Linked DNA regions of Homo sapiens: region 2 is linked to region 1. A link is an interaction called in ENCODE POLR2A ChIA-PET data of the cell type or tissue named here. Cell type or tissue: OCI-LY7. All regions are shown on one strand. Region 1 holds the start of LOC105369663 (a long non-coding RNA gene). Region 2 holds the start of LINC01252 (long intergenic non-protein coding RNA 1252).

The links. Peaks named below come from ENCODE experiments on the same cell type or tissue, not always from the same donor. Only the 100,000 strongest peaks of a DNase experiment are listed, where the experiment ranks them.
Region 2: POLR2A ChIA-PET joins it to region 1 with 10 read pairs; 4 of 35 experiments call an interaction of 5 or more read pairs at or near these places.

Annotation. Positions count from the first base shown.
Region 1 is chr12:12,720,752-12,725,751 of GRCh38, reverse strand. It overlaps CDKN1B (cyclin dependent kinase inhibitor 1B), which reads right to left. Exons shown (of 3, transcript NM_004064.5): 3 at 3,383-4,716. LOC105369663 (a long non-coding RNA gene) reads left to right here and starts at 629. Exons shown (of 2, transcript XR_931366.4): 1 at 629-2,529; 2 at 2,715-2,848. RefSeq lists silencers at 255-504, 845-924, 1,185-1,454, 1,665-1,794, 1,865-1,994. In OCI-LY7, no CTCF peak of the experiment used is centred here; DNase peaks (open chromatin) are centred at 271, 591, 2,411, 3,021 and 3 weaker places; H3K4me3 peaks cover 5,000 bases; H3K27ac peaks cover 5,000 bases.
Region 2 is chr12:11,544,247-11,549,246 of GRCh38, reverse strand. It overlaps LINC01252 (long intergenic non-protein coding RNA 1252), which reads right to left and starts at 1,217. Exons shown (of 8, transcript NR_033890.1): 1 at 887-1,217. All of the region lies in intron 2 of LOC124902877 (a long non-coding RNA gene), which reads left to right. It also overlaps the pseudogene RNU7-60P. RefSeq lists an enhancer at 4,682-4,741. In OCI-LY7, a CTCF peak has its summit at 2,944; DNase peaks (open chromatin) are centred at 3,006 and 3,316; H3K4me3 peaks cover 1,271 bases; H3K27ac peaks cover 1,410 bases.

The DNA.
Region 1 (5,000 bases):
AAAAAATTCAAACTGCACGCGCCGGCCAATGGGGAAGAAGTGGGAGGTGGGCGGAGGCCGCGCGCGGCGCGCGAGGCGGGGAGGGGCCCCGGGCGGGCGCGGGGGCTGGGGCCGCGGGAGATTCGGCAAACGCGGCGGGCGCCCGGTTCGGGGCTTTTTTTTTTTTTTTTCTCTTCCCAAAACCGACTAGAGCGCGAGACTCCGCCTGAAGCTGCAGCTTCTCGGATCCACCTTAAATCTTCAGCGGACTCAGCGTCGGGGTCAGTGGGCGCAGCCAATGCCAATCAAGTTTACAACCAGCAGCACGGGAGGGAAAAAAAAAATCATCTGCAAGTTCTCCCTACACACAAATACGCGCGCGCACACACGCACACACGTACGCACACACACACAGAAAGAAGGAGGGGGTGGGGGCGGGCGCTCGGGAGAGGGCGAGAATGTTTGTGAAATGCGCGTCCGAGGCTCCGGGGCCGCGGCCGGAGCGCGGGGCAGGCGCGCGGGGAGCGCAGCCCGGCGCGAGCGCCATGATGGTCGCCGCGGTTCGGGGCCCGTTTTCTGGAGGGGGAGCCGCAATGATGCAATCCCCCGGCCGCGCGCCCTGCTCCCTGCCTTTTCTCAACGTTCCTTTAGAGGCGCGTCGAGGTTTCGCGCCCAACGCCTTGATTTCTTTTTGTACTGCTCGCTCCGATGCCTGCTGCTCAGTGTCCCCACGCGTGACAGGCCGGGCGCGCGGGCGGCCGCAGAGGGGCTGGGCCTTACGTGTCAACTCGGCACTTTCGGTTCTGCGGGGTCGGCCTGAGGCGGACCCCACCCCATCCCACCCCAGTCCCCAGGCCAGCCCGGATCCGGGAGGTGGCCGCTGAGGTTTTCCAGCGGGACTGTGGGCCCCTTCCCCACCCCCAGCTGGGCCCGCAGGATTTTTTACCTCCCTTTTGGCTGAGAGGGGGTGGGTGGGCGTAGGGTGTGGCCCAGGTGAAAGACACAGCAAGTTTTAAAAAGAAATTCATACTCTGAACACCAGACAGGAGATCCTAGAGGAGATTTAGAATCACTTTTTCTGTGCAAAGAGCTTGAGAGAAGAGCAAGTGTGGGCGCTGTGATGATGAAGATGAAATGGCGAAGGCAGCGTCCCCCGGCCTCCGGGAAAGTCGCTCCCTGAGGCCGGGGCGGTGGGCGCACCCCGGCCTGAGAGGCCTCTCGCCCCGCTCCTCGCCTGTGAAGCCCACGCTCCCGGAGTCCCCCAAACACGCCCCCAAACCCACATTTCCCCAGTTCTTCCCCGTCCCAGGCCCCCGCGCCGGGCGGCCGGGGTTGCGATGGGGGCACGTTGCCGAGCGGGGGTGAGGGCAGAGGGGACCCACGCGGGCGGCCGTGGTGCGGGGCCCGGGCTGCGCGCCGCCGTGGCCCTCCCCAGGCGCCGGCGAGCCGGGCGGGCTTTCGAAATGCGCGGGGCTGCGGATCATTGGAGCCCAGGGTAGGGGTGGGAGCGGGCTGCAGCGCCGGAGGGTCGGCGAACTCGGGAAGGCTCTCCCCTTAGCTCCGATATCCCCACGGCCGGGGAGGCGGCCGGTTACTCAGGTGGAGAGTCCGTTTGCGGAGAGGAGTGGGAGCTTTCGCTGCTTTCTCAGCGCAGAGGAGAGGAGGAGGGAGGAAAGTTTCTGAGAAACCGCCCAGCCCGGCTGCGCGGCGGAGGCGCGGCCGCCCGGGCGCGGGAACTGCGCGCGACGACGGCGACAGTGCGGGGGGCTGCACGTTACAGATGAGGGAGCAACACTTGATGGCCTTCTCGTCCCGAGGCACCAGCCAGCCCGACCCCGCAACTGCCGCGGCGGGCGGGCGCGGAACTGCGGGGCAGTTTGGGGAGACGACGGCGCAGTGGCTTGGGTAGTGGGGCAAGGGGTGGCGGGCGACGGCGGCCGCAACCCCGCAAAGGGACGTTCACGGCGAAGGACGAGCTGAACTGCGGGTCATTTTGGGAGGCTTGACACAGGCGGGTAAAGGACGAAGGACACGGTGACTCGGGGCTGCGTTCCTGTGGACGTGCCTGGCGCGGCGAGCATCCACTTCTCCCTGGCCCGCATAACTAAAACGCAATCTCTCAAAATTCTGTTTAAAGAGACCTCTTTAGGAAAGGAGACTGGGGTGCCTGCAGCAATCCAGGCGATATTTTTTATTCTGTTAGAGACACTTTCTGAATTATCTTTTTTTACTCAGAGGAACTTTAATTTCATTATTTTCTGACCCTCCTCTCCTTCCTATTTCGAATTGTTTTTCTTGCTCCTTCAGTCTGTTTTCGAAAAACACTCTTGGATGCGAGTTTCAAACAAAATCACAAAACACCTCTAGTCTTTCATTAAAATAATACCTACTTGAAAGATGTAGCCCAGCCACTAAAGGACCTATTTTTCCCTTCCAGGAAGCCGAAGAGTCCAACCTGCTCAAAAAAAAAAAAAAAAAAAAAAAATCTTCGGGTCAAAAACTGTTCAAACTACTCTTTGAGAGCTCCTTTTGGGGTACGATAAAGGAAATGTAGGTATTTGAGCGAAAAAATTTAACCCAAATTTAGATTTTTACGATTTACCCACTTACTAGAATAAGTCCTATAAGAATTTACTATTACACCTTAAACACATTTTTTCTTGAGAATGTGGAATTACAGGAATCATTTTAGTAATCTGACTTTAAAATGTCTTGTCTTATACTTTTTTCCTTAGGTAAAAACTGTATATCTGCTGTATGGCTATGGAGACTCAAAATCCTCAGATTTGGTTACTTACATTAGCCAGTTTTTGGTTGTGTAGATTATAACAAGGAAATACCCCGTTTCTAAATATAGAAATTGAAAGAATTTTTGTATGACCAGTTAAATTTCAAAAATAGCTACGTAGAGTGCACACCAATTTCTTAAGGGCCCATATGTTTGAATATTTTAAACAAGATTTATACATTAGATGGTCCAAACAATTGCTTTAATTCCTCACACTTCTCATGTGTAAATACAGAATTTAGAGAAGTCACCATGTTACTTTCATTTTCAATCCTGCAAATGTGTCAGTGTACACTTATGTAAGGATTCTTTGGTTTTGACACATTCATATCCTAGAAGACATAAATATTTTTACTAATGCAGACTTTTGACAACCTTATTCATATGAAAATGTAGCTTTTCCATTTTCACCTTCTAAAGTTTTGTCCTCCCACACAGAGCTAAGTGGAAAACAGTAACTGCTAACTACATTCGGACTACATAAAACATCATCTGAGTTGTGGGCCTGAATTACCTAGGTATTTGCCACTTCACATTTACATTTGTGTAAATATGACTAGAATGCCAGGTCAAATACCTTGTTTGGTAAAGCACATTACAATTTGACTCAATGAATAGCTATGGAAGTTTTCTTTATTGATTACTTAATGTGTAACAATAATTGGCATCTTTTTCACACATTACAAAAAATTATACTTGGCTCAGTATGCAACCTTTTAAGCATAGCCATATTATTTAACAAAAGAGGGGAAAACCTATTCTACCCAACACAGCATTTACAAATGCACAAAACATGCCACTTTGGCTTGTATATTGTCTAGATTAAAAAAAATCTTTTAACATAAATAAGTTAGTATAATTTTTCAGTGTTTTTACAGAGTTATGTACACAGGTACACTTCAAATGGTTTTTCCATACACAGGCAATGAAATACTGTTTAAAGATGTAGTATCCATTTCACTTATCCTACAAGTGTGCTTTTCTCTACATGAACCTTCCTTGAAAAATAACACTTTCCTGTGGATAAATGGACAGAGTAAGCTTTAAATTAAAAAATATTTCATTTTTTAATGTGAAGTTACTTACAGATCTTTAAAAATATCGAGGGATTTAGAATTATTTTGACTGTGTTTACACAGCCCGAAGTGAAAAGAAAATGAGAAAATTTTGTCAACAAATTTAATAAAAGCAGATGGTCAATTCTTAACATTCAAAACTCCCAAGCACCTCGGATTTTTGCCCCAAACTACCTGGAGTGATCACCATTCTGCTGAGTAATTAACTGGTAAATTCCAACTTTAAGAGAGACTGGGGAGGGCAGTGAGGATAGGTTTCTGTTGCTTTTTTAAAAAAGCCACATGCAGCTATCTAACAAACTTTAGATAGCTTGGGAGATCACCAGATCTCCCAAATGAGAATAAACTTCTTGTAAAAATAAATAGCAATTATCTTTAGCCAGTGTTCAAATTTTTGTGATTTTTTTAAATGAAGTATCAGCTGTCTCTGAAAGGGACATTACATCTTTAAAGAAAACAATTCAAACCCTTCCCCAAAATTGCTTCTCTTCATGCAAGTCAAATATTTATCTACTTGCTGTAAATCAAAGCAAGCTCTTCATACCCCGCTCCACGTCAGTTCCTCAGCCCCACCCTGCCCTCCCTTCCCCAAAGTTTATGTGCTACATAAAAGGTAAAAACTATATACACAGGTAGTACAATGAAGCAAATAAGGAAAAACCTAATTGCATAATGCTACATCCAACGCTTTTAGAGGCAGATCATTTAAGAGTGCCTAAAATTTTAGTGTTATTGTGTTGTTGTTTTTCAGTGCTTATACAGGATGTCCATTCCATGAAGTCAGCGATATGTATTTTTAAAATTTTCATGTATATCTTCCTTGCTTCATCAAGCAGTGATGTATCTGATAAACAAGGAAACATATTCTTAATTCTGCAAAAGAAAACAAAACGGAAGAATTAAAGGAAGAGCACTAGATTAACGTTACCAGTAGAGTACAGGAATTATTTTGTCACTATGTTAGCTTGGAAATACTTGATGGGGAAAAAAGTTTGATGACTATAGTCATCTCCACCTAACATTCTCTTAACTGGATTTTTTTTTCCTTTCCTCTGTGCTGTGTTCTTTGGTCTAGAGCAGTAGTTCTTAACAGTAGGCAATGTTGCCCCCGCCCCACAGGGAACATTTGGCAATGTCTGGAGACATTTTAGGTTGTC
Region 2 (5,000 bases), 1.2 Mb after region 1:
GTGCAGTGAGATTTATTAGATCATTTCATGTATCATAATAAAAGACATTGAATTTCTGATGAAGGATTTCGAATGTGGTAAAATAATTCAGTGGGAACCCAACGCAGTACCTTGAAAGAGAGTTACCTTGGGTCAAGTACAATAATTGGCACTCAGACCTGACACTTCCTTTTCAATAGACTAAATTCACCATGCAGCAATTATTGGAGCTAACAAAGTGTAATCTGTATTGGAAGAGAGTTATTGAAACCAGTATTTAAAAACATTATAGCAGAACTCTTCAAATAAATTCTTATATTAACACAGAAACAAGTATGGCAGAATACTCACGGTTATTTTATTTAAAGTTGGGTTTTTCGAGTACCCTCTATTTTCATGTATTTTGGGAAATTTTAGTAATGAAAGCAAATAGTGAAACAGAATTAAATATCCATTTTATAAAATACGACAAACAAGAGGAGAGCGGCTCTGAATTCCACCCCTGTGGAATTCAGGACTGCCATAGAGCGTATTTTCAAAACTGTTGATTTTGACAAGGCTGACTAGGAGATGCCCTAGAAGCCCCAGGTATGTGTTTCAGTATGATTCTGGCAACGCTGACTTAAAGCACTAAGTAGAATCAGTAGCCTACAGTGGATACTGCCCCATAAGGAGTGACGGGGGAAACGTTGCTGATTAAATAAATGGTCTTTTGAATTGGGCTGATGGTAGATGCTATAACTGAAGTTGCAAACCACACTGGGTTCGTTTGCTAGGGCTGCTGTAATAAATGACCACAAGCTGGGTATCTTAAAACAGCAGAAAGTTACTCTCTCACAGTTCCGGAGGCCAGAGGTCTGAGATCCGGGTGCTGGTGTGTCCGGAATCGGTGGGTTCTTGGTCTCACCGACTTCAAGAATGAAGCCGCGGACCCTCGCGTGAGTGTTACAGTTCTTAAAGGCGGCGTGTCCGGAGTTTGTTCCTTCTGATGTTCAGATGTGTTTGGAGTTTCTTCCTTCTGGTGGGTTCGTGGTCTCGCTGGCTTCAGGAGTGAAGCTGCAGACCTTCGCGGTGAGTGTTACAGCTCATAAAGGCAGTGTGAACCCAAAGAGTGAGCAGTAGCAAGAGTTATTGCAAAGAGCGAAAGGACAAAGCCTCCACAGTGTGGAAGGGGACCCGAGCGCGTTGCCACTGCTGGCTCGGGCAGCCTGCTTATATTCTCTTATCTGGCCCAACCCACATCCTGCTGATTGGTAGAGCCAATGGTCTGTTTTGACAGGGCGCTGATTGGTGCGTTTACAATCCCTGAGCTAGACACAAAGGTTCTCCACGTCCCCACCAAACTAGCTAGATACCGAGTGTCCACACAAAGGTTCTCCAAGTCCCCACCAGAGTAGCAAGATACAGAGTGTCCATTGGTGCATTCACAAACCCTGAGCTAGACACAGGGTGCTGATTGGTGTGTTTACAAACCTTGAGCTAGATACAGAGTGCCCATTGGTGTATTTACAATCCCTGAGCTACACATAAAGGTTCTCCACGTCCCCACCAGACTCAGGAGCCCAGCTGGCTTCACCCAGTGGATCCCCCACCGGGGCTGCAGGTGGAGCTGCCTGCCAGTGCGGTGCCGTGTGCCTGCACTCCTCAGCCCTTGGGTGGTCGATGGGACTGGGCTCCGCGGAGCAGGGGGTGGCGCTTGTCGGGGAGACTCCGGCTGCACAGGAGCCCACGGAGGTGGGGGAGGCTCAGGCATGGCGGGCTGCAGGTCCCGAGCCCTGCCCCGCGGGAAGGCAGCTAAAGCCTGGCGAGAAATTGAGCACAGCAGCTGCTGGCCCAGGTGATAAGCCCTTCACTGCTCGGGCTGGTGGGGCCGGCCTGCCGCTCCGAGTGCTGGGTCCGCCGAGCCCACGCCCACCCGGAACTCGCGCTGGCCCGGAAGCACCGCGCGCAGCCCCTGTTCCCGCCCGCGCCTCTCCCTCCACACCTCCCTGCAAGCTGAGGGAGCCGGCTCCGGCCTTGGCCAGCCCAGCAAGGGGCTCCCACAGTGCAGCGGTGGGCTAAAGGGCTCCTCAAGTGCCGCCAAAGTGGGAGCCCAGGCAGAGGAGGCGCCGAGAGCGAGCAGGGCTGTGAGGACTGCCAGCACGCTGTCACCTCTCACTGGCAGGGTTAGGTTTTTCTGGGGGCTGTGAGAGAGAAACCAGTCTGTGCGTCTCTTTGGCATTCCTGGGCATCCCTCCAGGCTCCGCCTGTGCTGTCACACTGAGTTCCCCCTGTGTGTCTGCTTTCTCCTCTTATAAGTGATATAGGAGTTAAGAAGAAATTATTTAGGCAGATAGTGAGGGTAAGGAAGTCCTCAGTAAGGTTTTCCTTTTAATGAAAAGCAGCCCTCAAATCGTTTTCTTTTCTTACAATGAGCAGCCTGTAAAATCAAGCTGCAGACATAGACAAGCAAGCTAGAAGCTTGCACGGGTGAATGCCAGCAGCTGTGCCAATAGGAAAAGGCCACCTGGGACTAGGCATGTCCAACTTCGTATACTTGGTCATCATTTCCTACATTCTCACACAGAAGAGAGCACTCAAAAAATAGTTTTGAGAATCATTTGCTAATGATTTAATACTATTATAAGGGAATAAAAGACTTTTCTTTTAAATGAGTGCTTAAAGGCGATTGGAAGCCCTGCTAAAGTTCAGGGGTGAATGCCTTATTATTTTTTTATATTTGGGGGCAAGGGCTTTCCAGTGAAGACTGGAAAACCTGCTAGACAGATTCTAAAAGAGCTGTAACACTGGGTGAATGCTGTAGAAGCACATAGTGTTAGTAAGGTGTGGGTCAGATACGGCTTTAGAGAATGTAGCAACTGAAAGCCCAGATGGGAAGCTCCGTAGGCAGCTGGATAAGCTAATATTTCTAAATAATATGTTCAGAGATTCGGACTGAATGCAATTGCAACCTTCTCCACCAGTCAGCAGTGAGTTCTGAAGTTACAGAAGTGTGATGAATTGCGGTCAATATGGGTTCTACCTTCACTTTGGAGTCAGTCAGTGACCTTAAAATACCTGCCCAGCTGAATTTTCTTAGAGTGCTTCATTTCCTGTGGGCCCTTTTACTCCAAATTCCAGATGATGGCTTTTAGTCTGTGGGGCCGCTTTAAGAGGCAGAAATCTGATCAGAACTACTAGAAGGCTGTGAAGGTGCTGCTGTGTGGACAGGCAGGGCAGAGTGCTCAAGGCTTTCCAATGCTCCTGCAATGGATCCTCCCTACCCAGCCCACAACCTGGCAGCTCAGGGGCCAACTGTTCTCTGTTGCTTTCTACTATCATGAACACAGGAAATGGGGGTGGGTAGCTTCTGGTTTCTGATTGAGGGAGTAGAAAGTGATGCTGCAGGGATCAAAAGCAGAGAAGCTTTTAAGCCATTTGAGAAACTGTGTCCGAAGGCAAGCGGATTTTAGCAGTAGCAGCAGCAGACCCCAGAAAAATTTGAAGAAGCATTAGTTTGTGCACTGTTAATGCCACTCTCTCATGAATGAAGAGAAGAAGGCAGGCCTAATGAAGGCTTTCCTAATGAAGGCTGAAGGCAGGCCGCTATTTGCCAAAGGTGCTGAGTGGCAGGGGGAGGAAGGGAAGGAAGCTGTGCAGTGTGTACTGCTTGCTTATCAGGAATCACGTCATTTCCTGTGTAAAGGGGCTGTGTGGTCTCCAGGGGCACTGGGAAGCCTTGGATGGCATGATTTCACCTTCTTCTTGCTCATCATTGAGGAGCTCTCATTAGTTAATGCTAGCCCTATTCATTTCATCATACATCTATTGTGTTCATACTGTGTTCTGAGCTCCGTGTTTAATCTTCGCAGGCTCATGAAGAGGAGTTAAGGATACTTTTGTCTTGAAAATGCTAACAGTCCCTCATGTGCTTGGGACCAGGGCTGCTGGAAAACCCACTAAGCAGCACACGGGAAACTAGAAAAGCAGAGGAACAAAGTTTTGGGGTTTTTGGGAGAGGGGGTGAAGAATGACATATTTTATTCCAAAAGCATAAAATATTTAATAGTGGAAACTATGAATGATACTGTTTAATTTTTAGGAGGCCAAAATATTTTAAGATTTATAAGTTTTAAGCTGGCCTTGGAGTGAGGGCAGAAAATATGTACACAAACAACTCTAATACAAGACTGAATGTGATGTATACCATAACAGAGCACCAAAGTAATAATGAATTGGGAGACAGAAGAACCACAATGTCTTTATAAAGTGGTATTTGAAGTGGACTTTGATGAACAGATAGGCAGGGTTGGAGTGCATGATCACTAAATCCATTCAAACCTTCTAACATTGACTTTTTATGGTGTGGGGGTGGGTGGGATGGGCACGGATTCTCCATGCAAAGGGACTATCTCGGGAACAGACAGTCACGGGGGCGGGGGGACTAAGCTTTCCAGTGTGCCTGGAGAAAAAGGCACATGTGAGGTCATGGATCTCAGGGCCCAGGCTAGTCTAGTTTGGCTGTAGCAGGAAGTGTTCCTCACTCTGCTCAGACCCAGGTACTGCTTCAAACCAGAAAGTCTGGAGAGTGGGCTCCTTCCTCCCCTAATGGGGCAATTTGCCCAAGGACAAAGTCCAGGCTTGCTCCTCCGTATCAGACCCTGCTCTGGGTAGAGGGAAACCACCACATGCTTTCTTGTTTGATGTGCTGAGTGCTCAACTGAGCTGTCTGTGCCCCTACACTGCTTCTGTATACTTAGAGTCAACCTTTAGAGGATGATATTTCAACATTCTGCATGGAGTTTTCTCTGTAAAGTACAATGAGTTTGTGACTGACCAGAACTACAGACATTCCCTTTTGTTTGTGAGCTGCATGACCAATGTGTTTGGCCTCATTAAAAATGAACTGGGCAAGCTGGGCATGGTAGCAACTCAGGAGGCTGAGGTGGGAGTCTCACTGAGCTCAGGAGTTCGAGTCCAGCCTGGGCAACATAGCGAGACCCTGTCTCTAAAAAATATAATAATATAAAATTTTGAAATAA